Regions from separate parts of the Homo sapiens genome. Here region 2 is linked to region 1. Evidence: read pairs that join two places in POLR2A ChIA-PET (ENCODE). Cell type or tissue: A673. All regions are shown on one strand. Links, peaks and the distances in the headings refer to the core of each region. The heading gives the core; the rest is flanking DNA. Region 1 holds the start of SPINDOC (spindlin interactor and repressor of chromatin binding). Region 2 overlaps MARK2 (microtubule affinity regulating kinase 2).

Region 1 (14,692 bases), core at 3,684-11,683:
CCAGCTAATTCTTTGTATTTTTAGTAGAGACGGGGTTTCATCATGTTGGCTGGGCTGGTCTCAAACTCCTGACCTCAGGTGATCCACCCGCCTCGGGCCTCCCGAAGTGCAGGGATTACAGGCGTGATAGGGTCTTTTTTTCTTTTTTCCGAGACGGAGTCTCGCTTTGTCGCCCAGGCTGGAGTGCAGTGGCACAATCTTGGCTAACTGCAACCTCTGCCTCCCAGGTTCGAGCGATTCTTCTGCCTCAGCCTCCCAAGTAGCTGGGATTACAGGCACCCACCACCACACCAGGTTAATTTTTGTATTTTTAGTAGAGACAGGGTTTCACCATGTTGGCCAGGCTGCTCTCGAACTCCTGACCTCAAGTGATCCGCCCATCTTGACTTCCCAAAGTGCTGGATCATGCCTGGCCAGGTCTTTTCTTAAAAAATAGAAATGGCATTTTAAATTCTGATTATAAAAGCAAAAATATCAGACAATACAGGATACTTTAACAAAAAAGTAGGAACAGCTTCCAGGAATAATTCTATGCCCGCCAATCTGACTCACCTCATTTTATTACACCAACGTGCAGGGCAGAAAGTCATTTGGTGATACGAGGATGTAAACAGTGCCTAGCATTGAACACACACGTGGACAGAGGAGGAGAAACAGGTTTGACATGTACAGAGCTAGAAGCTAGTCTGTGGGAATTAGTGGCCCATCTCCTGCCATGTGGAAAAAGACAGGCTGCAGGAAAGGGAGTATGGCTGATGTACACAAACAGAGGCAGAGACTGGGGGTGAAAAGAACGTCCTGGTAGCATTTATGTCCTGGGTCCGGTTATTCCTAAAGTCGGCCTGTATCCCTGCCCTTCCCACAATTGGGCATTCAGCCCTTCCTTCAGTTCCATGAGCCAATAAATCCCCCATTTTGTTCAAGCTAGTATATTTATTTATTTATTTCTTGAGACAGTCGCCTAGGCTGGAGTGCAGTGGCACGATCTCGGCTCACTGCAACCTCCACTTCCCGGGTTCAAGCGATTCTCCTGCCTCAGCCTCCCGAGTAGTTGGGACTACAGGCGCCTGCCGCCACACCCAGCTAATTTTTGTATTTTTAGTAGAGACGGGGTTTCACCGTGTTAGCCAGGATGGTCCCAAACTCCTGACCTTGTGATCTGCCCACCTCGGTGTCCCAAAGTGCTGGGGTTACAGGTGTCAGCCACTACGCCCAGCCAATTTTTATATTTTTAATAGAGATGAGGTTTTGTCTTGTTGTCCAGGCTGGTCTGGAACTCCTGACTTCAGGTGATCCACCCACGTCAGCCTCCCAAACTACTGGGATTACAGGCGTGAGCCATCACACCTGACCTTGAGCTAGTTTAGATTGAGAGTTCTGCAACAAGAACCCTAAAATGTGGCCACCCAGCTGGTGCTAACACCACAGATTCTGGGCTGATGCTGCAACTATAAAGATGGACAAAAACTGGTCCTGCAAACAAATAATTACAGCACAACGTGCCAAGTTTCATAACAGTGGGGTTCCAACGGATGTGGGACCAAGAGATGGACTTCTGACCACACACAACAACTGAATAAAATTTCACCAAGGAGTGCTAAGTTTTAGGGGCTGAACTGATACCAACATTGCTGTTAGGTCATTACTTTTCTTCTTTTGGATGACTTTAGGATAAGCTGGCAATAGGATTACTGAGCTGAAGAGCATGGCTATATATTTATTATGGCTTTTGCTAAAGACCACTACTAAATGCCAAGCCAGTTAAGAGTGAAGCCCCCCTGCCCTTACCTAGGCTTCAGACAGCCCTCTCCTCACTTGGAGCTGGGTCTAGTCCACTTGCTACAGCAGCCCACCCATATTTCTTTTTCTTTTTCTTTTGAGACGGAGTCTTGCTCTGTCACCCAGGCTGGAGTGCAACGGTGCAATCTCGGCTCACTGCAACCTCCGCCTCCCGGGTTCCAGTGATTCTCCTGCCTCAGCCTCCTGAGTAGCCGGAACTACAGGTGCGTGCCACCACCTGTAATTTTTGTATTTTTACAAAAATTAGCAGCCTGGCTAATTTTTGTATTTTTAGTAGAGATGAGGTTTCACCATATTGGCCAGGCTGCTCTCGAACTCCTGACCTCGTGATCCGCCTGCCTCAGACTCCCAAAGTGCTGGGATTATAGGCATGAGCCACCACGCCCGGCCCCCATATTTCAATATCCCCACAGCTATTCCCACTTGAGGCAGTCCACTCGCTGTCTCAGCTTGTCACTGGTGTCCTAAAATGCTACCAACAATAAAAGCTGTGCCAAAAGGAAATGCTTCCTCCAGCTTGGGCCTCCAGCCTAGGGGACACCATGGGGAGTGGCCTGGAGCAACTATTTGCTGGGACAGAAGCCATTGGTTCTCCACTCTTCCTGTTTTCAGTCTGTCCTGCCCCGTCCTAGGAATCTCATGTCTCAAGGCCAAATTCGCTAAGTCAAAAGACGAGTTACAGACATAACTTAGATTAGTAAGGGTCTACCCTCTCTCCTCCACAGGAAGCTGTCTCAACAATTAAGATTCCTGGCTGGGCACAGTAGCTCATGCCTGTAATTCCAGCACTTTGTGAGGCTGAGGTGGGAGGATCGTTTAAGCCCAGGAGTTTGAGACCAGCCTGGGCAACATAGGGAAACCCTGACTCTATAAAAATACAAAATGGGGCCAGGCGCATTGGCTCACACTTGTAATCCCAGTACTTTGGGAGGCCGAGGCAGGTGGATCACCAGGTCAGGAGTTCCAGACCAGCCTGGCCAATATGGTGAAACCTCATCTCTACGAAAAATACAAACAATTAGCCAGGCGCAGTGGCTCACGCCTGTAATCCCAGCACTTTGGGAGGCTGAGGTGGGTGGATCACAAGGTCAGGAGATCAAGACCATCCTGGCTAACACGGTGAAACCCCATCTCTACTAAAAATACAAAAAAATTAGCTAGGCGTGGTGGCGGGCGCCTGTAGTCCCAGCTACTCGGGAGGCTGAGGCAGGAGAATGGTGTGAACCCGGGAGGTGGAGCTTGCTGTGAGCCAAGATCACGTCACTGCACTCCAGCCTGGGCTACAGAGCAAGACTCTGTCTCAAAAAAAAAAAAAAAAAATACAAACAATTAGCTGGGCATGGTAGCGCGCACCTGTAATCCTAGCTACTCAGGAGGTTGGGGCAGGAGAACTGCTTGAACCCAGGAGGCAGAGGCTGCGGTGAGCAGAGATCGTGCCACTGCACTCTAGCCTGGGCGACAGAGCAAGACTCCACCTCAAAAATATATATGTAATAATAACAATAAATTAAATAAATAAATTCCAATTCTTGGCCAGGCACAGTGACTCACACTTGTAATCCCAGCACTTTGGGAGGCTGAGGCGGGAGGATCGCTTGAGCCCAGGAGTTCGAGGCTGTGGTGAGCTATGATTTCGCCACTGTACTCCAGGCTGGGTGACAGAGCCAGACTCTGCCTCTACAACAAACAAACAAACAAAAATTTGATTCCTGTATATGGCACTTTCTATGTAGCTGTGTAGCTGGTGGAGGAGAATTCCTGGAATTCCTAATAACTCCACTGAAGATGGTCTGGAGTCTTCCCTCAGAGCTCAGCGCAGAGAAGGTTTGCTCAGCAGAGCAGGTATGCAAGGCAGAAGGCCTGGCTTTGCAGGCCGACCAATTCGCTTCTGTGACTTTCATGTTGTTTGATTTGGTTTCTTCATCTAAGCATTGCAGTGTTTAAGAGCAAGGACAGGGGATAGAGCTAGGGTTGGGTCCTGCCTTAGCAACTAGCCACATTTCATTAAATCTAGGACATCATGGTTTGCAAGATGAACCATTATTTTATGTATCCCCAAAGAAAAAAATACTGCCAAACTATGACAATGATCTCTTATCACTTGGAATTTTATTTTACGTTTATTAAAAGAGCTCTTTTGGCCAGACTCGGTGGCTCATGCCTGTAATCCCATCACTGTGGGAGGCCGAGGTGGGTAGATCACTTGAAGTCAGGAGTTCAAGACCAGCCTGGCCAACATGATGAAACCTCGTCTGTACTAAAAATACAAAAATTAGCTGAGCATGGTGGCACATGCCTGTAATCCCAGCTACTCAGGAGGCTGAGACAGGAGAATCGCTTGAACCCGGGAGGTGGAAGTTGCAGTGAGCCAAGATAGCGCCACTGCACTCCAGCCTGGGCAACAGAGCAAGACTCTGTCTCAAAAAAAAAAAAAAAAAAATTAAAAGAGCTCTTTTAGGCCGGTGCAGTGGCTCATGCCTGTAATCCCAGCACTTTGGGAGACCAAGGCAGTCGGATCACTTGAGATCAGGAGTTCGAGATTAGCTTGGCCAACATGGTGAAACCCCATCTCTACTAAAAATACAAAAAATTAGCCGGGTGTGATGGCGGACGCCTGTAATCACAGGTACTCAGGAGGCTGAGATGGGAGAGTCACTGAAACCTGGGAGATGGAGGTTGCAGTGAGCCGAGATCGTGCCACTGTACTCCAGCCTGGGAGACAGAGTGAGACTCTGTCCCAACAACAACAAAAAAAAGAGCTCTTTTAGACTTGCAGATTTTTTTTCTTTTTTTTTTTTGAGACAGAGTCTTGCCCTGTCACCGAGGCAGGAGTGCCGAGGCAGGAGTGCAGTAGCACAATCACAGATCACTGCAACCTCCAACTCCCAGATTCAAGCGATTCTCATGCCTCAGACATCAAGGTAGCTGGGATTACAGGGGCACTCCACCACACCAAGCTAATTTTTTTTTTTTTTTTTTTGAGACGGAGTCTCACTCTGTCGCCCAGGCTGGAGTGCAGTGGCGTGAGATCGGCTCACTGCAAGCTCCACCTCCCAGGTTCATGCCATTCTCCTGCCTCAGCCTCCCAAGTAGCTGGGACTACAGGCGCCTGACACCACGCCCAGCTAATTTTTTGTATTTTTAGTAGAGATGGGGTTTCACCATGTTAGCCAGGATGGTCTCGATCTCCTGATCTCATGATCCACCCACCTCGGCCTCCCAAAGTGCTGGGATTACAAGCATGAGCCACCACGCCCGGCCTTTTTTTTTTTTGAGACAGAGTTTTGCTCTTGTTGCTCAGCCTGGAGTGCAATGGCCCAATCTCAGCTCACTGCAAGCTCCACCTCCTGGGTTCAAGTGATTCTCCTGCCTCAGCCTCCTGAGTAGCTGGGATTACAGGGGCCCACCACCAGACCCGACTGATTTTTTGTACTTTTAATAGAGATGGGGTTTCACCATGTTAGCCAGGACGGTCTCGAACTGCTGACCTCAGGTGATTCCCCTGCCTCGGCCTCTCAAAGTGCTGGGATTAGAGACATGAGCCACTGTGCCTGGCAATTTTTTTTTTTTTTTTTTTTTTGAGATGGAGTTTCCCTCTTGTTGCCCAGGCTGCAGTACAATGGCACAATCTCAGCTCACTGCAACCTGCGCCTCCTGGGTTCAGGCGATTCTCCTGCCTCTGCCTCCTGAGTAGCTGGGATTACAGGTGCCCGCCATCACACCCGACTAATTATTTGCATTTTTAGTAGAGACAGGGTTTCACCATGTTGGCCACGCTGGTCTCGAACTCCGAATCTCAGGTGATCCAACCGCCTTGACTTCCCAAAGTGCTGGGATTACAGGCGTGCGCCACCACGCCCAGCCATCCAGCTAATTTTTGTATTTTTTGTAGCAACTGGGTTTGGACATGTTAGCCAGGCTGGTTGCGAACTCCTGGCCTCCCGCCTTGACCTCCCAAAGTGCTGGGATTATAGGTGTGAGCCACTGCACCTGGCCCTAGATTTGTTGATATTTTAACATAGGTTTTCATGATATATCACTCTTCATATACATGAAAATGTAGGCAAAATAAATTGGTTGGGGTTGTCAAAGCCCTGTGACCAAGGACCACCAGGAACACACTTGTAACCAAAATTAGGTTTAATTTGCTGCAGTGAAGGAGAATACATCCCAGGGAAACCCTCAAGGCACCCTCAGGAAACTCCTTAAATTTGGCCTCGTTCCCATAGTTCTATGGAAGAATTAGGGAAATGGAACTGGTTCAGGATTGAATGCTGTCAAGAAACAGGGGCAGTTCAGAAACTGGGTATCTTTTTTTTTTTTTTTTTTGGAGATGGAGTCTCGCTCTGTCACCCAGGCTGGATTGCGGTGGCGCAATCTCGACTCACTACAACCTCTGCCTCCCGGGTTCAAGTGATCAGCCCGCCTTGGCCTCCCAAAGTGCTGAGATTACAGGTGTAAGCCACCACGCCCAGCCTGGACTACAGTAATTTTTGCTAAAGAGAAATAGCAATTGCTCCAAAAAAGGTGAAGTCAGGCCGGGCACAGTAGCGCACACCTACTTTCCAGCACTTTGGGAGGCTGAGGCAGGTGGATTGCTTGAGTCCAGCCTGGACAACATGGTGAAACCCCATCTCTAAAAAAAAAAAAATTCTTTTTTTAAAAAAAGGCAAAGTCGGCCAGGAGCAGCGGCTCACACCTATAATCCCAGCACTTTGGGAGGCCGAGACAAGCGGATCACCTGAGGTCGGAGTTCGAGACCAGCCTGACCAACATGGAGAAACCCCGTCTCTACTAAAAATACAAAATTAGCCAGGTGTGATGGCGCATGCCTGTAATCCCAGCTACTCGGCAGGCTGAGGCAGGAGAATCTTGAACCTGGGAGGCGGAGGTTGTAGTGAGCTGAGATTGCGCCATTGCATTCCAGCCTGGGCAACAAGAACAAAACTCCGTTTTAAAAAAAAAAAAAAAGGCCGGAAGCAGTAGCTCGCGCCTGTAATCCCAGCACTTTGAGAGGCCGAGGCAGGAGGATCACAAGGTCAGAGTTCAAGACCAGCCTGGACAAGATGGTGAAACCCTGACTCTACTAAAAATACAAAAATTAGCCAAGTGTGGTGGCAGGCGCCTGTAATCCCAGCTGCTTGGGAGGCTGAGGCAGAGAATTGCTTGAGCCCGGGAGGCGGAGGTTGCAGTGAGCCGAGATTGCACCACTGCGCTCCAGGTTGGGTGACAGAGTGAGACTCCATTTCAAAAAAAAAAAAAAAAAAAAAGGCGAAGTCACTTTGTGGTCATGAAGTGGCTTCATCTATGTCTCATTCTAAACATAGCTTACTTTCTGCTGGTAACAGCACAGTCTGAATGCCAGAAAAGCCATCTTTCACTTTCTTGATAGTCCTAAACTTCAGTCCTAAACTTCACGTTGATGTTGATTATAGAAAGCATCACCATTTGAGGGATATTAAAATGTGGGGGAAATATTCACTCTAGGTTGGATGAAATAAGATTCTTGCTGTATTACCTTGGGCAAGTAATCTAACCCTTTAAGCTTCAACTTCTTGCTCTATAAGCTGAGAATAATATGACCTAAAAGAAATAATGTCTACTAATTGGGTGGTACAATACTGGGTGTATCACTCAAGGTTCAACCAGGAAAATAGGAACCACTTTTTTTTTGAGACAATCTAGCTCTGTCGCCCAGGCTGGAGTCAAGTGCAGCGGCATGATCTTGGCTCACTGCAACCTCCGCCTCCTGGGCTCAAGCAATCTTCCTGACTCAACCTCGTAAGTAGCTGGGATTACAGGCACACACCACCATGCCGGGCTAATTTCTTTTTTCTTTTTTCTTATGGTAGAGACAGGGTTTCACCATGTTGGCCAGGCTGGTCTCGAACTCCTGACCTCAAGTGATCCACCTGCCTTGGCCTCCCAAACTGCTGGGATTACAGTTGGGAGCCACTGCGCCCCGCCAGGAGGGAACCACTTTAAGTATTGAAAACAGAGAGAATGTAATGCAGGGTTTTGGTGACACGATTAACAGGGGTTAACAGGGAGGTCTGGAAAGCCCAGCAGGGGACAGAGAGAGGCAGTACAGAGACTGGCAAAAGCAAGAAGCTGCCTACAACTCCTAACCTGCAGGGACAAAAAGAGGAGGTGGACTGAGTAGAGCCCAGGGGCATGGATCATCCTACAGATGTTGGGACCACAGCTACCTATCCATGAGCTGGAGCCACAGAGAGGCCTCATCTGCTGCTGGAGATGTCACCTGAGCCTGAGCAAGAGAGAGAAAGAGAAGAAATACCATGGCTCTTTCTTTCCTCCTGCCTTCTCTTCTCCTGCCACTGCCTCCCATTGGCTAAACCGAGGCCTGAAGCCAGATGCTCTGGGAGCCTGAGAAACTGCCCCCCGCAAGACTCAGCCCACTGCAATACAGAGCAGAGCAGAGGGGCACGGAAGGGATCTGTAGCAAATGGTAGAGAATGACCATTCAGCAGAAATAGTTAAACAGGCTTGGTAATACCTTTGTTGTAAAACCTTTAAAATATCAGATACACTTGCACATAACAAAATAATTCCCTTAAAAATAGACTGCAAGGCCAGGCGCGGTGGCTCACGCCTGTAATCCCACTTTGGGAGGCCGAGGCAGACGGATGATGAGGTCAAGAGATCAAGACCATCCTGGCCAACATGCTGAAACCCCGTCTCTACTAAAAATACAAAAATTAGCCGGGCATGGTGGCACGTGCCTGTAGTCCCAGCTACCCAGGAGGCTGAGGCGGGAGAATAGCTTGAACCTGGGAGGCGGAGGTTGTGGTGAGCCGAGATAGCGCCACTGCACTCCAGCCTGGTGACAGAGCGAGACTCTGTCTCAAAAAAAAAAAAATTAAAAAATTGACTGCAATCCATATAGACTAGTTCACACCTCTTCTCACACCCCCATCCTACTACGCGATTCTGAATACTACTGTGTCTGGTCTGATATAACGACATTCGAAGATGGATTTTCAGTGTCAGACATTTTGCATTTTCTGAGCTGAAATCTCATGAGGGTTGCTATAGAAGAGGGAGATGCACATTCCATGTCACAGAAGTAAAAGCTCACCCAGAGTGTGGTTATAGGGCAGCAATGTCATGGCAACTGGACTCTGGTCTTGGGGCTCTCAAGGGATTGCTGTGTGTCCTTGGAGAGGGTCACAAAATCTCCGGACTCCCGTGCCAAAAATGGAAATCATACCCATCAGGGTGGTTTATGTCCGCTCACAGTCCACTCTGCTTCTCTTCTTTGCCTTCCCAGAAGGGTCCAAAATGGTTTTTGAAAGAAACGATGAGCCGGACTAAGAAAACAGATAATGTGCCCACGGCCACGGAGCTGGCAGATGAGAAGGAATTCGGTCTCTGCGTTTCCATACCAAGGCCCTTTCCACTCACCCACCGCTTCTCTTCCTGCCCGGGGCATCTGCTGGCGGAGGAAGGCTTGTCCACGGAAAGGCAAAAGCGACTCCCGATCAAAATCCGGGGGCACCTGGTAGCGCTCTCCACGCCAGCAGAAACGCCCAACTGACTTCTTAATGGAGGGAAACCCCGGGCTTGGCCCGCAGACTGAGGGGCCCGCGTTGCGGGTTTTGGGGGCCCCTCTGCCTCTGCGCACCGGGTGGCCCCGGGTCCCCTCGGCCCTTCCCGCCGCCTCCCGGGTCCAGGGTTTCTAACGGGGCCGCGTGCCCGGGGCGGGGCCACGCGCGATTGGCCGCGCGGCATCGGGGGCGGGTCCGCGGCTGGCCGGCCGGGCGGGCGCCGACAATGAGCCTCCATAAAAGGGAGCGGCGGGGGGCAGGGGCCCCGGATTGAGCCCTCCCCGCCCGGGCTCCCGACGCGCCGAGGTCTCGGGGAGGCCCGGACGCGCCGGTCGCAGGCCCGGCCGGCGAGCGGCGGGCGGGCGGCGGGGAGGGGGCTGCGCGGGGCGGGCGGCGGGCCCGGCGCTATTCCGGCCAGGAGGCGGGAGGCGGTTGCCGGCTGCGCGCCGAAGCCTGCGCGCCAGTCCTCCGGCCACTGCTATCGCCCACGGCCGCACCATGGCCCTAAAGGCCGAGGGCGCCGCACTCGACTGCTTCGAGGTGACGCTGAAATGCGAGGAAGGGGAGGACGAGGAGGAGGCCATGGTGGTGGCCGTAATTCCGCGGCCCGAGCCGATGCTCAGAGGTGAGGATGGAGGGGATTCCACTTCCGCGTCACGGTGCGGGGCCGGGGCTGGGGCCGTCCCTCCCCAGTCGGGGTCCGGGACCCGGGCACCTTCTCACCCCCTTCAGCCTTGGGGCCCAGGTTTCCCTCTCGGATCTGGGTCCAGGGCGCGCTCTTGCACCTCCCCCACCATGGTTTAGAAGCTCAGGCCTCCTCGATTTCCCCCTCCCTTCCCCTTTCCCCCGCCCAGGGTCTGGAGACTTCGATCCACGCCCCGCACGCTCCGGATCTTCCGGTGCCCAAGCGCCCCCTCTCCCGGGCCCAGCACCAGAGGCCGGATCCCCAGAGGCGCTGGGTGGTTGCGGCCGCCGTCTCACAGCCTGGGAAGGGGAGGCAAGCACAACGGCCGGGCTGTGTTCTAGTCCGAGGGGCGGCGAAGCCTCTAGGCCGGAGGCTACAGGCGGGCGCCGCTGCCGACCTCCAGGAGAATTTTAAGGGCTCTCCGAGCATAACGCTTCCCTGCCCACCACCCCGCTTCATTCCCATTCCCGGGCCTTCCACTTGCAGGAGCCACAGGTGTCAAGTTCTGGAGAGAAGGGATGAATGGGACTGCATACAACAGCTAGTTTGGAAAAGCAGTGCAGTGCTAGAACGAGATTAGCTTTGGGAGGGGATGGGAGGAACAATCTCAGAACACTCGCTCTCCCCTCCCCCTTCACCGATTTCTAGTCCTCAGGAGCTTGCAAACCGTAAGAAAACAAAGAGCCATCTTTGTGGGAGACTTAATATGCATGAAAATGCAAATATATTTCCATTCTCCCACCCCGCTTTTCTTAGGCGGGATAGTACCCAAAAGAGGTTGAGAGCAGCAATGCCATTCATTGAACTTCAGCCGAACAGAATGATGTCTGCCTGCACTGCCTGTCATCCTTTTTGGAACTGGAAGGGTTATAAAATTCATGAGGGAAATAAAGGTCACCTCCCTTCTCGGAGCATTTAGTCCAAAAGATAGGTTGTTTTCCTACTTCTGCTAATATTTGTTGAGTGTTCATTGGGCATTGTCAGAGGCTGTCTCAGTTAATCCTCTCAACCCTGCAAGGGTGGCCTTATCCCCACTGTTAGGGCAGGAATAGACAGGTGAATTCATTCAACCAATATTCACTGGACGTCTACTTTAGGCTGTTTAGGCTAGTGTTTTTAGGCTGGGAAGTAGTAGTAAACAGAGCAACCGAAACCCTGCTCTTGAAGAACATATATATACCAATGGCTAAAGACAGAGAAATAGGTTCATGTATAGTATGTTGGGTGGCAATAAATGGTTCAGAGATCACTAAAGCAGGAAAAGGAGAAAGAGGAGGAATGGGTATTTAATTGAATATATCGAGTGGTTCAGAAAGGGTTTTCTAATAAGGTGAATTTTGAGCACAGACCCGAAGGAAGTGAGGATGCCAACCTTGCAGATATCTGCAGGAAGAGCATTTCAGGCCGAATAGCAAGTGCAAAGGTCCGGCAGCACAAGCTTCTGGAAAGATTTCGGTGGAGAGAGGAAGAAAGATTGAATTCAAGGTTTTTGGCCTGAGCAACTGGAGGAAGAGCCTTCCCATTTTCCGAGATGGGGAAGGCTGCGGTGCTCTTGGGAGACTGGGAGTGAAAGTTTGAATATGATTACGTTTGAGATGCCTATTTATGACATATTCAGGTGGAGAGGTCAACTAAGCAGTCAGATACATGGGCCTAGATTTCCTGGAAGTATCTAGCTAGTGGCGTAAACAGAAATTGCCAGCAGGCAGACAGTGGGAAGAGAAGGAAGTAGAGAAGTGTCTAAGGACTGAGTCCTGGGAAACTCCAGTGATGGCAGGTTGGAGACCGAGTCAGTCCCTCATCACACATTACTAAATGCCACTGCATGCGAGGAGATACAGATACAGATGCTGGAGATACAGATGCAAAACATCAGAAATCTGTATGGTCATGGATTTTTTTTTTTTTTTTGAGACGGAGTTTTGCTCTTTTTGCCCAAGCTGTAGTGCAATGGCACAATCTCGGCTCACTGCAACCTTCGCCTCCCGGGTTCAAGTGATTCTTCTGCCTCAACCTCCCGAGTAACTGGGATTATAGGCATGTGCCACCACGCCCAGCTAATTTTGTATTTTTAATAGAGATAGGGTTTCCCCATGTTGGTGGGGTTGGTCTTGAACTCTCAACCTCAGGTGATCCGCCCACCTCGGCCTCCCAAAGTGCTAGGATTCAGGCGTGAGCCACCGCACCTGGCCGTGGTCATGGATGCTATGGTGTGGTAAGGAGACAGGCAGTGAACATCCCAAAAACAAGTGCCAGGTGGTGATGTGTGCTGTGTTGGAGGTGATGCATAAGGGGAATGGGGTGCTCTAGTGAGGGGAGATGGTCTTCAGCAACAAGCCAGAGGAAGGGAGGGAATATTGAGAAGAGATGAGGAAGAACTAGCACACATAACTGAGAAAGAGGGCCAGGGAAGCAAAAGAAGAACCAACAGAAGGTCATGCCCTAGACGCAAGTGATGAAAATCAAGATGGAAGAGGTGATCGGCAGAGGATGAAGTTGAGAAACTGACCGCAGAGTTTAGCACTGCTGACTTGGATGAGAGCTGTTTTGGAAGACTAGTAGGGAAGAAAGCTGATTGCAACTGAGAGGTCATTTCTGCCCATGGTCGCATGAGAGATAGGTACAAGACATATCTCGTATCTCTTTCAGACACCACCTCTTGTATCCATGCAAGCCGAGGCTCCTATTTCTCATACCACCTCTTCCATGCAGCCCCCAGGTATTAGGGCCTCCTGTGTTTTAATTTTGTCCCATCCTCTCTGGAAGGTAGGAGGGAGATGCAGCCGTGAAGGATCATGGGCACTTCGTAAAAGCACTGAGCTTCCAGGCTGATGCAGGTCTAAGGCTGCCTTCTTTGCTGAACTGGAAAGGGTGATGCCCTGTGAAAGCTTATGGTCTGTCTGTGTACACAAAGAGCAGGTATCAGGCAGCAATAGGAGTGGGACCATGGCTGTAAATGCTCTGTGAGCACTGAGAAGGGAGGCGAGTTCTGAGGGGATGGGGTGGCCTTTAGAACGGGCATGGTGGCTCATGCCTATAATCCCAGCACTTTGGGAGGCTGAAGCAGGAGGATTGCTTGAGCCCGGGAGTTCACAACCAGCCTGGGCAACATAGCAAGACCCCATCTCTTAAAAATTATTTTTTTGTTTGTTAATTAGCTGGGTGTGATAGCATGCATCTATCTGTAGCCCTAGCTACTCAGGTGGCTAAGGCTGGAGGGTCCCTTGAGTCCAGGAGTTGAAGGCAGCAGTAAGCTATGATAACACCACTGTACTCCAGCCTGGGTGACAAAATGAGACCCCCATCTTTTAAAAAAAAAATTATTAGCCAGGCATGGTGGCGCTCACCTGTAGTCCCAGGTGCTTGGGAGGCTGAAGCAGGAGGATCGCTTGAACCCAGGAGGTCAAGGCTGCAATGAGCTGAGATTACGCCATTGCATTCCAGCCTGGGTGACAAAGTGAGACTCTGTCTCAAAATAAATAAATAAAATTTAAAAATTAAAAGAATTTACCTTCCTCATCCTCAAGAAAGTGTAGAAGTCAGATTTGGATGAAATCTATTGTCAGGGATTGGGGTTCTGGAAAGCTTCGCAGGGATGATGTTGCCCAGCCCAATTAGGGTGGTCTGGACAGATGTGCAAAGGCTGGAGACCTGCAAGAATGCAGCCTGTTGGGAAAGTATGTGTAGTTAGTCCTAAGGTCCAAGACTAGATCAAGAGGAAGTATAGACGCGAGAGTCGTGGGATCCCGGGCACATCGGCTGTGTTGAGTGTGGCGTGTGCCTCATGGGCTCCAGGGGAAGGAAGAAGAACACTTTGGCCAGAAATGCTCTCCTCCCCCATCCCACTCAAACCACTGAGTCTGGAGACGTGCTAAGTGTTGTTGGTTGTGGGCACCTTTAGTGATAACACCCTCCCCCTCTCCCCTCGCAGTGACCCAACAGGAGAAGACCCCACCGCCTAGACCCAGCCCGCTAGAGGCAGGCAGTGATGGCTGTGAGGAGCCGAAGCAGCAGGTGTCTTGGGAGCAGGAGTTCCTGGTGGGCAGCAGCCCAGGAGGCAGCGGGCGGGCACTGTGCATGGTGTGTGGCGCTGAGATCCGGGCACCCTCGGCCGACACAGCTCGCTCGCACATCTTGGAGCAGCACCCTCACACCTTGGACCTGAGCCCTTCTGAGAAGAGCAATATCCTGGAGGCCTGGAGTGAAGGGGTGGCCCTCTTGCAAGACGTGAGAGCTGAGCAGCCGTCCCCACCCAACTCAGGTAGTTGGTCCTGGGGCTGGCGAAGGGAGAAGTCGGACTTGTTGGGGCACTAGAAGCTCATTGTGCTCTTGCTCCCTGCAGACTCGGGCCAGGATGCCCACCCAGACCCAGACGCCAACCCAGACGCTGCCAGAATGCCAGCCGAAATCGTCGTTCTCCTTGACTCTGAGGATAACCCATCCCTCCCTAAAAGGAGCCGGCCCAGGGGACTCCGCCCCCTCGAGCTTCCTGGTTAGTCAACAGAGAAGCCAGTGAGCCCCGGTGGAGGTGGGGGTTTGGGGACAGGGTGAAATACAGGCCCTGTGTTCTGGGCAGGTATCTTCAGGAGCCCTGGGGTGGCAGGGTTCGGGGATGGCCTCTTTAAAAGGGTATGAGGTC
Region 2 (14,692 bases), core at 6,288-14,287, 52 kb after region 1:
CAGCACCAACTGCTCATCAAAGAATAATTTATTTTATGTGAATGCTCAGCAGCAGATACAAATGGTGATAAATATTCAAAGGGTTGAATAACTTCCTGAATCTCATGACTTATCCTGGAACAACTTTATTTCCATTTGCACCCTTGGTGCAGAAGCAGTGGTGGAGAAAACTGCTGACGCCGTAACATGGATCAAGGAAGTGGCACTAAGCTCTACTAGTGGTCATTGTCATGGTCTTCTTTCCCACCACAAACTTGTGGTTGAAAAATAAAAGCCATTTTTACTTGAGAATGTCTTGAATGAAGGATTAAAGACTATCATTTTTTTTATTTACTTATTTATTTATTTATTTATTTTAATTTTTATCTATTTATTTTTTTGAAACAGAGTCTCACTCTGTCTCCTAGGCTGAAGTGCAATGGCGTGATCTGTGCTCACTGCCACCTCTGCCTCCTGGGTTCAAGTGATTCTCCTGCCTCAGCCTCCCAAGTTGCTGGGATTACAGGCACCTGCCACCACGCCTGGCTAATTTTTGTATTTTTAGTAGAGACAGGGTTTCGCCACGTTGGCCGGGCTGGTCTGGAATTCCTGACCTCAGGTGATCCACCTGCCTCGGCCTCCCAAAGTGCTGGGATTACAGGCATGAGCCACCATGCCTGGCCAAGACTATTAATTCTGTGTGTGTGTGTGTGTGTGTGTGTGTGTGTGTGACAAGGTCTCACTGTGTCACTTAGGCTGGAGTGCATTGGTGCAACCTCCGCCCACTGCAACCTCTGCCTCCCGGGTTCAAGTGATTTTCTCACCTCAGCCTCCCCAGTAGCTGGTACTACAGGTCCGCACCACCACGCCTGGCTAGTTTTTCTATTTGTTTTTTTTTTTTTTTTTTGGTAGAGACAGGGTTTTACTATGTTTGCCAGGCTGGTCTCAAACTCCTGACCTCAAGTGATCCACCTGCCTCAGCCTCCCACAGTGCTGGGATTACAGGCATAAGCCACCATGCCCAGTCTTTTATTTTATCAACCCTTTAATAAAGGTCTCTTTAGGCCAGGCATAGTGACTCACGCCTGTAATCCCAACACTTTCGGAGGCCAAGGCGAGTGGATCACCTGAGGTAAGGAGTTCGAGACCAGCCTGTCCAACATGGTGAAACCCTGTCTCTACTAAAAATACAAAAATTAGCTGGGCATGGTGGTGGGTGCCTGTAATGTCAGCTACTCGGGAGGCTGAGGCAGGAGAATTGCAGTGAGCCGAGATCGCACCATTGCACTCTAGCCTGGACCAACAACAGCGAGACACCATCCCAAAAAAAAAAAAAAAAAAAGGGTATTCCAAGTGAGGAAATACAAAGTATTCATGAGGCATTGCTGCTGTATGCCAAACTTGAGGAAAGCACATGTGTTGGAGCTGAACCAGCTGCAGGGATCATAATTTTTTCTTGAAAGAACAACTGATGGACAAACTAGAGTTGTTCATATGGACATTTTATGAAAATGAACAAAGTGAGCCTGTCATTGTTGCCAGTGATAAAATTCAAGTTTTCAAGTGAAAATTAGAATTTTGGAAAACTTGTGTCTGCTAAAACTTTTCCGAGATTGGTAGTAAAATTAATGAATGTGATTTTTTGACATTGTGTGAAACGTCAGTGTTTGGAAATTCTGCACAATTCAGTGAAGAAATATTTTCCAGATTGCTAGTGGGTAAAAGAGCCATTCAAAGTGCAGGACGAGGCCAGGCATGGTGGCTCACGCCTGTAATGTCAGCACTTTGGGAAGCTGAGGAGGGAGGATCGCTTGAGGTCAGAAGTTCAAGACCAGCCTCTGCAACATGGCAAGACCTCATCATCTCTGCTAAAATGTTTAAAAAATTAGCTAAGCATGGTGATATGCACCTGCAGTCCTAACCACTCAGGAGGCTGAGGCGAGAAGATCTCTTGAGCCCAAGGTCAAGGCTGTAGTAAGTTGTGATTGTGCCACTGTACCCCAGCCTGGGCAACAGAGTGAGACCTTATTTCAAAAACAAAAAAAAAAAAAAACAGTGCAGGATGACTAATGTAAAAGTATATGAAATGTTCCTTGATAAAATTTCAGGTTCCACATTGCAACTAGCCTTTAAAAACTACCACTTGTTGAATTTTGGTGTAGTATCAAAGAAGAAAATCCTCAGTATCTGAAAGGCTGTTGAACTCTATTTTTCAACTACATGTCTCTGTGAAGTGAGATTTTCTTCATATGTTTCAACCAAAACAACTTATGAAAACACATTGAATGTGGAAGCAGAGAGAAGTCAGCTGTCTTTCATTAAGCCAGACATTAAAGAGATGTGCAAGAATGTAAAGCACTGCTACTCTTGTGGTGAAATTTCATTTTGTTTTGGAAAATACAGGTTTTTTATTTTAAAAAGATTATTAGCATAAACATGTGGATTTATGATCTTGAATGGATTAATAAATATTTTTTAAAATTAGTTTCAATTTCTAATAAGATAGCTGTGTAGTCCTCAATAATTTTTTAAGCATATAAAGAGTTCTTGAGACCAAAGGTGAGAAAACCACGGTAGCAGACAAAACATGGGGCCCTTGTCTTGATCGGTTGGTTGGTTACTTGCTTTGACTTCATAAGGAGCTCTTGTTTTGCTGGTTCCCAGCCCCAGTATAATCCCTGCCTGGGCCTCAAAGAGGCATTCAGTACTTTGGTTTGCAGTCCTTCTGGTTCCAGAAGCTAGTTCTCTGTGATGTGAGGGACTTTGACCAAAGATAACTGATTTCCTCCTTCTGATACATACACCACTGGCCCTGTGGGTTTTTTTTTTTTGTTTTTTTTTTTTTTTTAAATATATGGCTTGTTTATTCTTTTTCTCCCCTTTTTTCTTTATTTCTTAAATTTTTTTCTCATTTTCCCTTTTAATTTCTTTATTGTTGGTTTATTTATTTTGAAACAGAGTCTTACTCTGTTGCCCAGGCTGGAGTGCAGTGGCGTGATCTCAGCTCATTGCAGCCTTGACCTCTCCAGGCTCAGTTGATCCTCCCACCTCCGCCTCCCAAGTAGCTGAGATTACAGGTGTGCGCTACCACACCCGGCTAATTTTTGTATATTTAGTAGAGACAGTGTTTCGCCATGTTGGCCAGGCTGGTCTCGAACTCCTGGCCTAAGTGATCCGCCAACCTCGGCCTCCCAAAGAGCTAGGATTACAGGTATGAGCCACTGCAACCTGTCTTGTTTTTTATTTTTCTCATTTTTTTCCATTTTTAAATTTTTCATGTTTTTTTTTTTTTTTTTTTTTTTTTTTTTTTTTTTTTGAGACAAAGTCTCTCTCGCTCTCTCGCTCTCTCACTCTCTCGCCCAGGCTGGAGTGCAGTGGCGCCATCTCGGCTCACTGCAAGCTCTGCCTCCCGGGTTCACGCCATTCTCCTGCCTCAGCCTCCCGAGTAGCTGGGAGGGACTACAGGCGCCCCCCACCATGCCCGGCTAATTTTTTGTATTTTTATTAGAGATGGGGTTTCACCGTGTTAGCCAGGATGGTCTCGATCTCCTGACCTCATGATCCGCCCGCCTCGGCCTCCCAAAGTGCTGGGATTGCAGGCATGAGCCACCACGCCCGGCCTAAATTTTTCAGTTTTTATACTCATTTCCTTTTTGTTCGTTTTCTTTCTTTAATTTGTTAGTATTTGTTGTTTTTTGAGACAGCCTCACTTTATCACCCAGGGTGGAGTGTGGTGGCACGATGTTGGCTCACTGCAACTTCCACCTCCCAGGTTCAAGCAGTTCTCCTGCCTCTGCCTTCCCAGTAGCTGGGATTATAGGCACTTGCCACCAAGTGATTTTTGCATTTTAGTAGAGACGGGGTTTCTCCATGTTGGTCAGGCTGGTCTCCATGTTGGTCAGGCTGGTCTCGAACTCCTTACCTCAGGTGATCTGCCTGCCTTGGCCTCCCAAAGTGCTGGGATTACAGGCATGAGCCACCGCCCCAGCCTGTTTTTTGGTCAGCTGTTTTGTTTTGATTGCATTATAAGATTAGTTCATCAGGTAGACTTCCTTTGGTATATATTTAGTTGTGGTTTGGAAAATAAGTTTTTTATTAAAAATAAGTCATTTATGTTTACATGTAATGAGTTTACTCATGTTCTGTTAAATGAATTGATACATATTTAAATTTTTCCTCACTTGAATTTCTAATATAGTAAATACTGATAGATAAAATTCATATAAACAAAAGCTTCTGGGTGTTCAGTTATTTTTCAAAATGCAAAGAGTCCTGAAACCAAAAACTGTAAGAATCATGGTTGTAGACAAAACTTGGTTTGGTTCTCCATGACTTTGGTTGATACATTTTTTTTTTATTTTTTTATTTTTTGAGACAAGTTCTCATTCTGTCACCCGGGTTAGAGTGGAATGGCATGATCTCGGCTCATTGCAGTCTCAACCTCCCAGGCTCAAGCAATCCTCTCATCTCAGCCTCCCAGAGTGCTGGGATTATAGACATGAGCCATTGTGCCTGGCTATATTATCATCGTTATTATTGTTTTGTTTTGTTTTTTGAGATGGAGTTTTGCTTTGTCACCCAGGGTGGAGTGCAGTGGCACCATCTCAGCTCACTACAACCTCTGCCTCCTGGGATCAAGCGATTCTTGTGCCTCAGCCTCCCAACTAGCTGGGATTACAGGTGCACAGCACCACACTTGGCTCATTTTTGTATTTTTAGTAGAGACAGGGTTTTGCCATGTTGGCTAGGCTCCTGGCTTCAATTGATCTGCCTGCCTCGGCCTCCCAAAGTGCTAGGATTACGGGCATGAGCCACTGTGCCTGGCCCTGTAATATAATTTTACATGAGTTAATAGTGTAACATTTTCTCAGTTGTAATTTTTTTTTTTGAGACAGTGTCTCACTCTATCACCCAGGCTGGAGTGCAATGGCACGATCTCCACTCCCTGCAACCTCCCAGGTTCAAGTGATTCTCCTGCCTCAGCCTCTTGAGTAGCTGGGATTACAGGCATGCGCCACCACACCCGGCTAATTTTTGTACTTTTAGTAGAGATAGGGTTTTCACCATGTTGTTCAGGCTGGTCTCGAACTCCTGACCTCGTGATCCACCTGCCTCTGCCTCCTAAAGTGCTGGGATTACAGGCCTGAGCCACTGTGCCTGGCCAGTTTTAATTTTAATACAATAAATATCAGTAGCTATCACCCACATGAAGAAAGCCATTTGACGTCATCAGTAAGAGTAAAGGGATTCCAGACAGTGTGAGAACTCTTTTGTAAACAGAGATAGGACTGATAATCCCTGTCCTCGATTGGTTGATTACTTGCTATGACCTCATAATGAGCCTCTGTTTTGCAATTTCTGGGGCCCTGGCTGGGCCTCAGGAAGGCACTTGCTGTCTTGGTTTTCAGTTGTTCTAGCTGAGGAAGCTGGTTCTCAGTGACCTGATGGACCTTGGCCAAAGTTGGCTCATTTCCTCCTTTGAATACATAGCATTACTTTATGTTTTTTTATTCCATTAAAAAGATCATTTGGCTTACTTGGATTTTATTATGAGGTTTGTGTTTTATTATGAGGTAGGTTTGTGTTTTTTTGTTTTTTTTTTAACTTATATGTTGGCTATTGGTCAGTTCCAAATTTGAAAACTGCAACGCTTACACAGCTTCTATCCTTGAAGAACCTTGGTGCCTACAATAGCTGAGAGCTGGTAGGCTGCAGTCACTAAGGCCAGACACTCAATAGTCTATTCCCTGGGTGGCTTGAGACCTGACATACTTTGTTTCTTTTTGTTTCTTTTCCTTTTGTACTTGACTCTTTTTAACCTGTTTATTTCTTTTTTTTTTTTTTCCCCGAGAAGGAGTCCTGCTCTGTCACGCAGGCTGGAGTGCAGTGGCACGATCTCGGCCCACGGCAACCCTCCGCCTCACAGGTTCAAGCAATTCTCCTGCCTCAGCCTCCTGAGTAGCTGGGATTGCAGGTGCCCGCCAGTATACCCGGTTAATTTTTGTATTTTTAGTAGAGAAAGGGTTTCACCATGTTGGCCAGGCTGGTCTTGAATTCCTGACCTCGTGATCCACCCACCTTGGCCTCCCAAAGTACTAGGATTACAGGCACAAGCCCATGCCTGGGCTAACCCCTATTTCTATCTTTCTTTTTTTTTTTCGAGACAGAGTCCCACTCTGTCGCCCAGGCTGGAGTGCGGTGGCCGGATCTCAGCTCACTGCAGCCTCCACCTCCCAGATTCAAGCAAATCTCCTGCCTCGGCCTCCCGAGTAGCTGGAACTACGGGTGCGTGCCACCATGCCCGGCTTATTTTTGTATTTTTAGTAGAGACAGGATTTTGCCATGATGGCCAGGCTGGTCTTCAACTCTTGACCTGGTGATCCACCTGCCGTGGCCTCCTAAAGTACTGGGATGACAGTCATGAGCCACCACATCCGGCCTCTAACCCTTGTTTCTTAATGAAACATACCTGTAAACCCCACTGTTATGTAGGTATACTTTATTTTTCCTGTAAGAGGTAGGTTTATTTGGAGTGTTTGTAGCAGTGTGTGAACTTTGTATTTCCTTGACAAGTCCTTAAGTGACAGGGAAAATTGTAGTAGTATATAATCTGTAAACTACCCTGTAATTCTCAACTTTGTTCTTTTGCATATACTCATTCTCCAATTTCCATAGCACCTCTAACTTTTAACAGCTTCCCTAAGTCCTACAAATAATAGACCTTGGGCCTCCTCTAATAGTCACTTTGACCAACTTTAAGCAAATCTTTTAAAACTCATGTCGGCTGGGTGCAGTGGCTCACTCCTGTAATCCCAGCACTTTGGGAGGCTGAGGCGGGTGGATCACGAGGTCAGGAGATCGAGACCATCCTGGCCAACATGGTGAAACCCCGTCTCTACTAAAAATACAAAAATTAGCCGGGCGTGGTGGCGTGCGCCTGTAGTCCCAGCTACTTGGGAGGCTAAGGCAGGAGAATTGCTTGAACCCAGGAGGGGGAGGCTACAGTGAGCCGAGATCATGCCACTGCACTGTAGCCTGGGTGACAGAGACTCCCTCTCAAAAAAAAAAAAATAAATAGAAATAAAAAAGCCAGGCACAGTGGCCCACATCTGTAATCCCAGCACTTTGGGAGGCCAGGGCGGGTGGATCACGAGGTCAGGAGTTCGAGACCAGCCTGGCCAATATGGTGAAACCCCGTCTCTACTTAAAATACAAAAAATTAGCTGGGTATGGTGGCGCGTGCCTATAGTTCCAGCTCTTCAGGAGGCTGAGGCAGGAGAATCACTTGAACCCAGGAGGCGGTGGTTGCAGTGAGCATAGATCACGCCACTGCACTCCAGCCTCGGTGACCGAGTGAGACTCCATCTCAATGAAAAAAAAAAACAAAAACAAAAACTCATGTCATTTGCTCAGAATCACATCTCATTGGAATCATTTTTTTAAAACTGTTTAATCAAGTGCTCAACATATCAATTCGTGTCTACATAGAGGATCATAGCTCCATTTCCCATCACTCAGCAAGTCCCATAATCTGCTTTTTCCACAAAGCGTATTTCTTTTCAGATTTACATGTGGCATGCATTTCAGTTCCAGAATTGAACTTAATGTGCTATTTTCTCTCTTCGGCTACTGGTCTGTGTGGAAGATAAGGAACTTTAATTTCGGGTTGGGTGCAGTGGCTCACGCGGGTAATCCCAGCACTTAGGGAGGCTAAGGCGGGCGGATCACGAGGTCAGGAGTTCAAGACCAGCCTGGCCAAGATGGTGAAACCCCATCTCTACTAAAAATACAAAAAACGTAGCCAGGCGTGGTGGTGGGCGTCTGTAATCCCAGCTACTCTGGAGGCTGAGGCAGAGAATTGCTTGACCCCGGGAGGTGGAGGTTGCAGTGAGCTGAGATCGCACCACTGCACTCCTGCCTGGGCGACAGAGCGAGACTCCGTCTCAGAAAAAAAAAACAAGAATTTTAATTTCAAATATTTGTTTACTGTATTAGTTAAGGCAACGGCTTAGTAATGGCACCTCCTGGATGGCCCTGTAAGCGCATTAATCTGGTCCAAGTCATTGGGAAACTCAGCCTTAAAGGGAATGGACTGAGTGGTTGAAGAGTAGGCAGGGTCTCCTCATTTTTGCATGGTTTGCCTCTGAGGCTGTGTATCTTTAGCTACAGACAGAATAGCTAACATTTATTGAGCCCTTACTCTGTCGCAAGCACTTGTTTAGTTGTTTTACATTCATTAACTCATTTACTCTTTTTTTTTTTTTTTTTTGAGACAGAGTCTCGCTCTTGTTGTCCAGGCTAGAGTGCAACGGCACGACCTTGGCTCACTGCAACCTCCGCCTCCCGGGTTCAAGCAATTCTCCTGCCTCAGCCTCCCAAGTAGCTGGGATTATAAGTATCTGCCACCATGCCTGGCTAATTTCTTTCTTTCTTTCTTTTTTTTTTTTTTTTGAGACGGTGTTTCGCTCTTGTTGCTCAGGCTAGAGTGCAGTGGCACTGTCTTGGCTCACTGCAGTCTCCGCCTCCTGGGTTCAAGCAATTCTCCTGCCTCTGCCTCCCGAGTAGCTGGGATTGCAGGTATCCGCCACCATGCCCGGCTAATATTTTGTATTTCTAGTAGAGATGCGGTTTTACCGTGTTGGCCAGGCTGGTCTCAAACTCCGGACATCAGGTGATCCACCCATCTCAGCTTCCCAAAGTGCTGGGATTACAGGCATGAGCCACCATGCCTGGCTTCATTTATTCTTTGTAAGTTAGTAGATCTCACTGTTTTACAGGTGAGGAAATAGAGGCCCAGAAATGTTGAATAACTTGTTTAAGGCTACAAACCCAGGTGGTCCAGAGTATGTCATTGTCAGAACCAGCTTTTCTTGGTTGTGAAGAATCCTTTGTCCCTGGCTTCAGTTGTGTCCAGGCAGTAGAAGATAGTTTCCTTAGGATTAGCTCCCAGTCAGTGTGAGGCAGATGTCTTGCAGCGGAATTTAGAGTCACAAATGGCCTCCTCTGCCTCCAGTTGTTTCTTTTGTCCTTGGTGGCCATTGGTAAATGTGGCCGAAATGGTGTGGATGGAGTGGGAGCAGCTTTCTGGGCTCACCTCCCTACTATTGAGGGCTCTACGCAAGAGCTATGGGAGACCTTTTTAAGAAACCCTCTTTAACCCCAGCTTCTGATTCACATCTTTATCTTTTCCCATCTTCCGGAATTTCAAGAACCCCTTTAGAAAAACCAAAGCCCCGAGTCCTAAAATTGATAACCAGCAATTAAGTACCTTAAAGTGTAGGGCATGATGGATTTCTAGGTTTGACTATCCTGCTTTGTGGCACCCATGAAATGTTGGGATTCTAGAACTCTTTCTTTGTAAGCACCCCACTCCCCACCAAAAAAAACCCCACTAAACATAAGAAGCTTTTGTCTGTGGATCTTAACTGTGTATATTTTGTCTCTAGGAAGCAAACTCAGATTCTCTCTTACAACCGTCTGTGTGCCACTTGCACACACACAGGCACAGAGCTACTTGCTTGTAGCCTTGACTGCCAGCAGCCCTGAACACCGTAGCTGGTGGTGCCAGGCCTTGTGTGTGTTTAGGACTTGCCAGTTCAGTCCTGGGAGCTGAACTCTGGACATCCTGCTGTGTGTCTCTTTATCCCATCGCTGGTGTAATTTATGCCACTACTTCCTGTTTGCATTTGCTCAGTCTCTCCTTTGGTTTGCTTCTCTCTGCTGAAGCCGGTCCCCATAGCTGTGCACATGGCTAGCTATGGGGACTAGGCATCTAGATATTCTAGACATCTGCAGTTGTTTCTTAGTGGGAATGGTTGCTTTATGTCTCTCTACAGAATTTTAGTTGAACTTGAGTGTATGATTTAATTTACTTGCTTGTCTAACTTCGGCAAGGGTGCCTTTTATTTTAAGATGCCAGCATGGGGTGAGAGTAAAGGGGTGAACTATTGCCCTCCCCCACCCCCCCACCCCCCACCCCCCCACTTTTTTTTTGAGACAGGGTTTCTCTCTGCCACCCAGGCTGGAGTGCAGTGGCGCAATCTCAGCTCACTGCAACCTCTGCCTCCTGGGTTCAAGTGATTCTTGTGTCTCAGCCTGCTGATTAACTGGGACTACAGGCGCCTGCCACCATACCTGGTTAATTTTGTATATTTAGTAGACACAGGGTTTCACCATGTGGGCCAGGCTGGTCTTGAACTCCTGACCTCAAGTGATCTGCCTGCCTTTGCCTCCCAAAGTGCTGGGATTACAGGTGTGAACCACTGTGCCCCCCCGCCCCACACCACCACCACTTTTTTTTTGAAACAGGATCTTGTTCTGTCACCCAAGCTGGAGTGTAGTGGCCCAAACATGGCTCACTGCAGCCTCAGCCTCCTGGACTCACACAGTCCTGCCTGAGCCCCCTGAGCACCTGGGGACTAATAGGCACGTCCCACTACACCCAGCTAATTTTTTTATTTTTATTTATTTATTTATTTTTTTGAGACTGAGTCTCGCTTTGTCGCCCAGGCTGGAGTGCAGTGGCGCGATCTCGGTTTGCTGCAAGCTCTGCCTCCTGGATTCATGACATTCTCCTGCCTCAGCCTCCCAAGTAGCTGGGACTACAGGCGCCCGCCACCACTCCCGGCTAATTTTTTTGTATTTTTAGTAGAGACAGGGTTTCACCATGTTAGCCAGGATGGTCTCGATCTCCTGACCTCGTCATCTGCCTGCCTCGGCCTCCCAAAGTGCTGGGATTACAGGCGTGAGCCGCCACGCCCAGCCTATTTATTTATTTTTTGAGATGGAGTTTCACTCTTGTTGCCCAGGCTGGAGTGCAATGGCTTGATCTCGGCTCACCGCAACCTCCGCCTCCCAGGTTCAAGCGATTCTCCTGCCTCATCCTCCCGAGTAGCTGGGATTACAGGCATGCACCACCACCGGCTAATTTTTTTTTGTATTTTTAGTAGATACGGGGTTTCTCTGTATTGGTCAGGCTAGTGGTGGTCTTGAACTCCCGACCTCAGGTGATCTGCCTGCCTCAGCCTCCCAGAGTGCTGGGATTACAGGCGTGAGCCACCGTGCCTGGCTTTATTTTTATTTTTTGTAGAGAATGGGGTCTTGCTTTGTTGGCTAGGCTGGTCTCAAACTCCTGGGCTCAAGTGACTGTCACCCGCCTTGGCCTCCCAAAGTGTTGAGATTACAGGCGTGAGCCACTGTGCCTGCTCTGTTGCCCTTGATTAAGGTATCACTTAGGGCTGGATGTAGTCGGTGGCTCACAGCTGTATTCTCAGCACTTTGGGAGGCCAAGGTGAGAGGATCACTTGAGCCCAGGATTTTGAGACCAGCCTGGGCAACAAAGCAAGACTCCATCTCTAATATTAAATAAATAAATAAGATTTACTTATCCAAAAGCACAATTATGTGCCTTTTTTCTTTTCTTTTGAGACGAGAGTCTGACTCTGTTGCCCAGGCTGCTGTAGTACAGTGACGCAGTCTCGGCCTTGACCTCCCAGGCTCAAGCAATCCTCCCACCTCAGCCTCCCAAGTAGCTGGGACTACAGGCATGTGCCACTATGCCTGGCTAATTTTTTGCACTTTTTGTAGAGATGGGGTTTCGTCATGTTGCCCAGGCTGGCCTGGAACTCCTGGCGTCAAGCAACCTACCTGCCTTCGCCTCCCAGAGTGCTGGGATTACAGGCAGTCGCCATTGTATCCAGCCCAGTTATGTAGTTATGTGCCATTTCTAAACTACTTTAGAACCCATCTCTTTGGTGTTTGTTTGTTTGAGACAGAGTCTCACTCTGTCACCTCAGCTGGAGTGCAGTGGTGTGATCTCAGCTCACTGCAGCCTCGGCCCCCAAGGTTCAAGCGACCCTCCCACCTCAGCCTCCCAAGTAGCTGGGACCACAGGTGCTCTTTTTGTTAAGAGTGGAAAAGCCAAGGTCCATGTACTTTTTTTGAGAAAGACAGCCTGTTGGCTTTCTTCAGAGTGGTTCTGCCCCTTCCCGTACCCCATCTCCAACACATTTTTATCTCTCAACAGAGGTAGCTGCTATTCACTCAGGTGTTCTTTAATGCTGTGGCCACGGCTTCCTTGGAGAGTGTGGCAGTGCTTTCCTTGCTAATGAAAAGGCTGTCATAATGGGTTAGGTCCATAGGGGCTCTGCCCTTCTGTACTTGTATTCCCAGGGAGAAAAATCTCTACCTTAATTACCGACATCTCATGCTGGCAGAGAGGTGTGGTTGCTAATTGATTAGATGACAGTCCTTTTCATTGATGTGGCACTGTTGGGGTGGTTTTGTTGTGCTTTTTCAAGTAAACAGATAGATTTGGGCCAGGTAAGTTGATTTTGGAGAGATGAAGTTCTGTGTAGGGATTTCCCTTTATTAAGCTCATGTCTTTAGTGCCACTTTTGTGTCCTGATTTTCTAACTTGATAGTAAGAAGTACTAAGTTGGCTTGTCTTGCTATTTTGGTGTGGGTGGTGAATAATGTCTCTTCTACCCTGCTCTCTGGTGCGTTCCTGTTCTGTTTGGTAGCACCACATTCCTCTATTTCGTTTGGTTTTCATTCCCTCTTTCTCTCTTGTAATGGTTGGACCCTATTCTGAAATATATATTTTAAGATAGTGTTACTTTGGGTGGTCGAGGCGGGCAGATCACCTGAGGCCAGGAGTTCGACACCAGCCTGGTCAACATGATGAAACCCTGTCTCTACTAAAAATACCAAAATTAGCCAGGCGTGGTGGTGTGCATCTGTAATCCCAGCTACTCGGGAGACTGAGGCACGAGAATTGCTTGAACCCAGAAGGCAGAGGTTGCAGTGAGCAGAGATTGTGCCACTTTACTCCAGCCTGGGCAATAAAGCAAGACTCAGTCTCAAAAAAAAAAAAAAAAAAAGTAGTGTTTAAAAGCAAACACCCTGCCTTTCTTGAAACCACAGAAACTGCTTGTGAAACAGCCGATAGGGCAGGCTGCCAAATACAGACTGTTAAAACCAATCTCTTAATGACAAAATGTCAAACACTGATGTTAAACCTTCATTATGACTGTGGTGTGAGGATTTTTCTCAATAAGAAATGTTTAGGTGCTGAACTCCCAGTTTCACATTCAGAATGCTTCTATTATCAAATTCCTCTTGGTACATCATTTCCGAGAGGCTTGTGTAGCTAATCCACTATCTACTGTACAGGAAAGATTTTAAATAAACCTATTCCCATTCATCCTCATCTGTGTTTTTTTGTTTTTTGTTTTAATTTCAAGAAGTAATTTTCTTTTGAGGTGATTTGGACCAACCGTCTCACTAGCTTTTCCCATTTAAGATAGGAGAACTAGATTCAGAATTGTGTCTTTTTCCTAACAGAAGACTGGGGCCTTAATCTTTACCCCCCAGGCTCTGATTAACTGACTTTTCTTTTTTTAGATGGCATAGAATCTTCTGTCTGTCTAGAGAATTTTGTTTCTTGCCAGGCACTGTCAGGAATTAGTATTCATTCCTCCCTGCTATCTTCCTGAAGAGCTGTGAACCTGCTGGTAGCCTGATGGATAAGGGTACAGTTGTTTGTTTATTTATTGAGACAGGGTCTCATTCTCTCACCCAGGCTGGAGTGCAGTGGCATGATCTTGGCTCACTGCAACCTCCGCCTCTCAGGCTCAAGCTATCCCCCAACCTTAGCCTCCTGAGTAGCTGGGACCACAGTCATGTGCCACAACACCCAGCAAATGTTTTGCGTTTTTTGTAGAGACAGGGTTTCCCCATGTTGCCTTTGCTGGTCTTGAACTCCTGGGCTCAAGTGATCCGCCTGCCTCAGCCTCCTGAAGTGCTGGGATACCAGGTGTGAGCTACCACAGTTGGCCAAGGTATAGTTTTATGAGCTGAGCTATAGAACTGGTTGAATGGGAATTAGGGAAAACAGACAACCAATAATTGGGAAGTAAAGGAAAAATATATAAGTGTGCCTCCTTGGTCACAGCTAGCCTTGTGACATTGGGGTTTTGGATATAGAACTTCAGGAATCCCTTCCACCTCCTTCCCAAGAGAATTTCTTCTGTTGGTGTTGTAAGGGGCTTTTTCCAACTTCATTTCCATTACCAAGAGTCTTGAGTGGCTTTATTTTCAACTTGGGTTTTTTAAGCGCTTCTCATGTCACCTTTGTTTGTGTACTGGGCCTGTCTCAAGTTTCCAGAGGGAGATGAAAGACAAGAAAAGCTAAATGACTGGTTCTTCAGTGAGTTTCCCAGAGTGGCTTCTTCTCATTCCAGCACTGCCTAACTCTCACCATGGCTGACGCCGTGGGCAGGCATCCGCATTCATGGAAAGCCAGGTCCTAGCTGGAAGTGACACAGGGATCTTCAGATCTCTCTTAGCCCACTGTTCCTCTGAAAAAAAAACAAAAGCCATAGACAGTAAATTGGGGGAATAGGCTGACCATAACTTCAGTTCGTGGATTTGGGTCCCACACTGGATTGTGTGATTTGTGCTTATCTCCTACTAGATTGTTACCTTCTTTGAAGGCTGGACTGTATCTTATCCTTCTCTGTATCACTTCGGACACCCAGAAACTGTTGGAGTACTTTGCACATGGTCACCTCTTAATGAATTATTTGTGAAACAAAAATTTTTTTAAATTGTAACATGAGGCTGGGTGTGGTTGCTTAGGCCTGTAATCCCCGCACTTTGGGAGGTAGAAGTGGGCAGATTGCTTGAGTCCAGGAGTTTGAGAACAGCCTGG

The links. Peaks named below come from ENCODE experiments on the same cell type or tissue, not always from the same donor. Only the 100,000 strongest peaks of a DNase experiment are listed, where the experiment ranks them.
Region 2: POLR2A ChIA-PET joins it to region 1 with 18 read pairs; 9 of 35 experiments call an interaction of 5 or more read pairs at or near these places.

The regions. Positions count from the first base shown.
Region 1 is chr11:63,803,821-63,818,512 of GRCh38, forward strand. It overlaps SPINDOC (spindlin interactor and repressor of chromatin binding), which reads left to right and starts at 9,636. Exons shown (of 6, transcript NM_138471.3): 1 at 9,636-9,993; 2 at 13,985-14,314; 3 at 14,396-14,545. The coding sequence starts at 9,867. RefSeq lists silencers at 7,717-8,011, 9,272-9,741. In A673, for the core only: no CTCF peak of the experiment used is centred there; DNase peaks (open chromatin) are centred at 9,571 and 10,231; H3K4me3 peaks cover 2,391 bases; H3K27ac peaks cover 1,443 bases.
Region 2 is chr11:63,853,511-63,868,202 of GRCh38, forward strand. The region is part of intron 1 of MARK2 (microtubule affinity regulating kinase 2); the gene reads left to right. Among named protein-coding and RNA genes, the nearest start is that of MARK2, 22 kb to the left of the region's middle. In A673, for the core only: no CTCF peak of the experiment used is centred there; DNase peaks (open chromatin) are centred at 9,641 and 12,931; H3K27ac peaks cover 3,422 bases.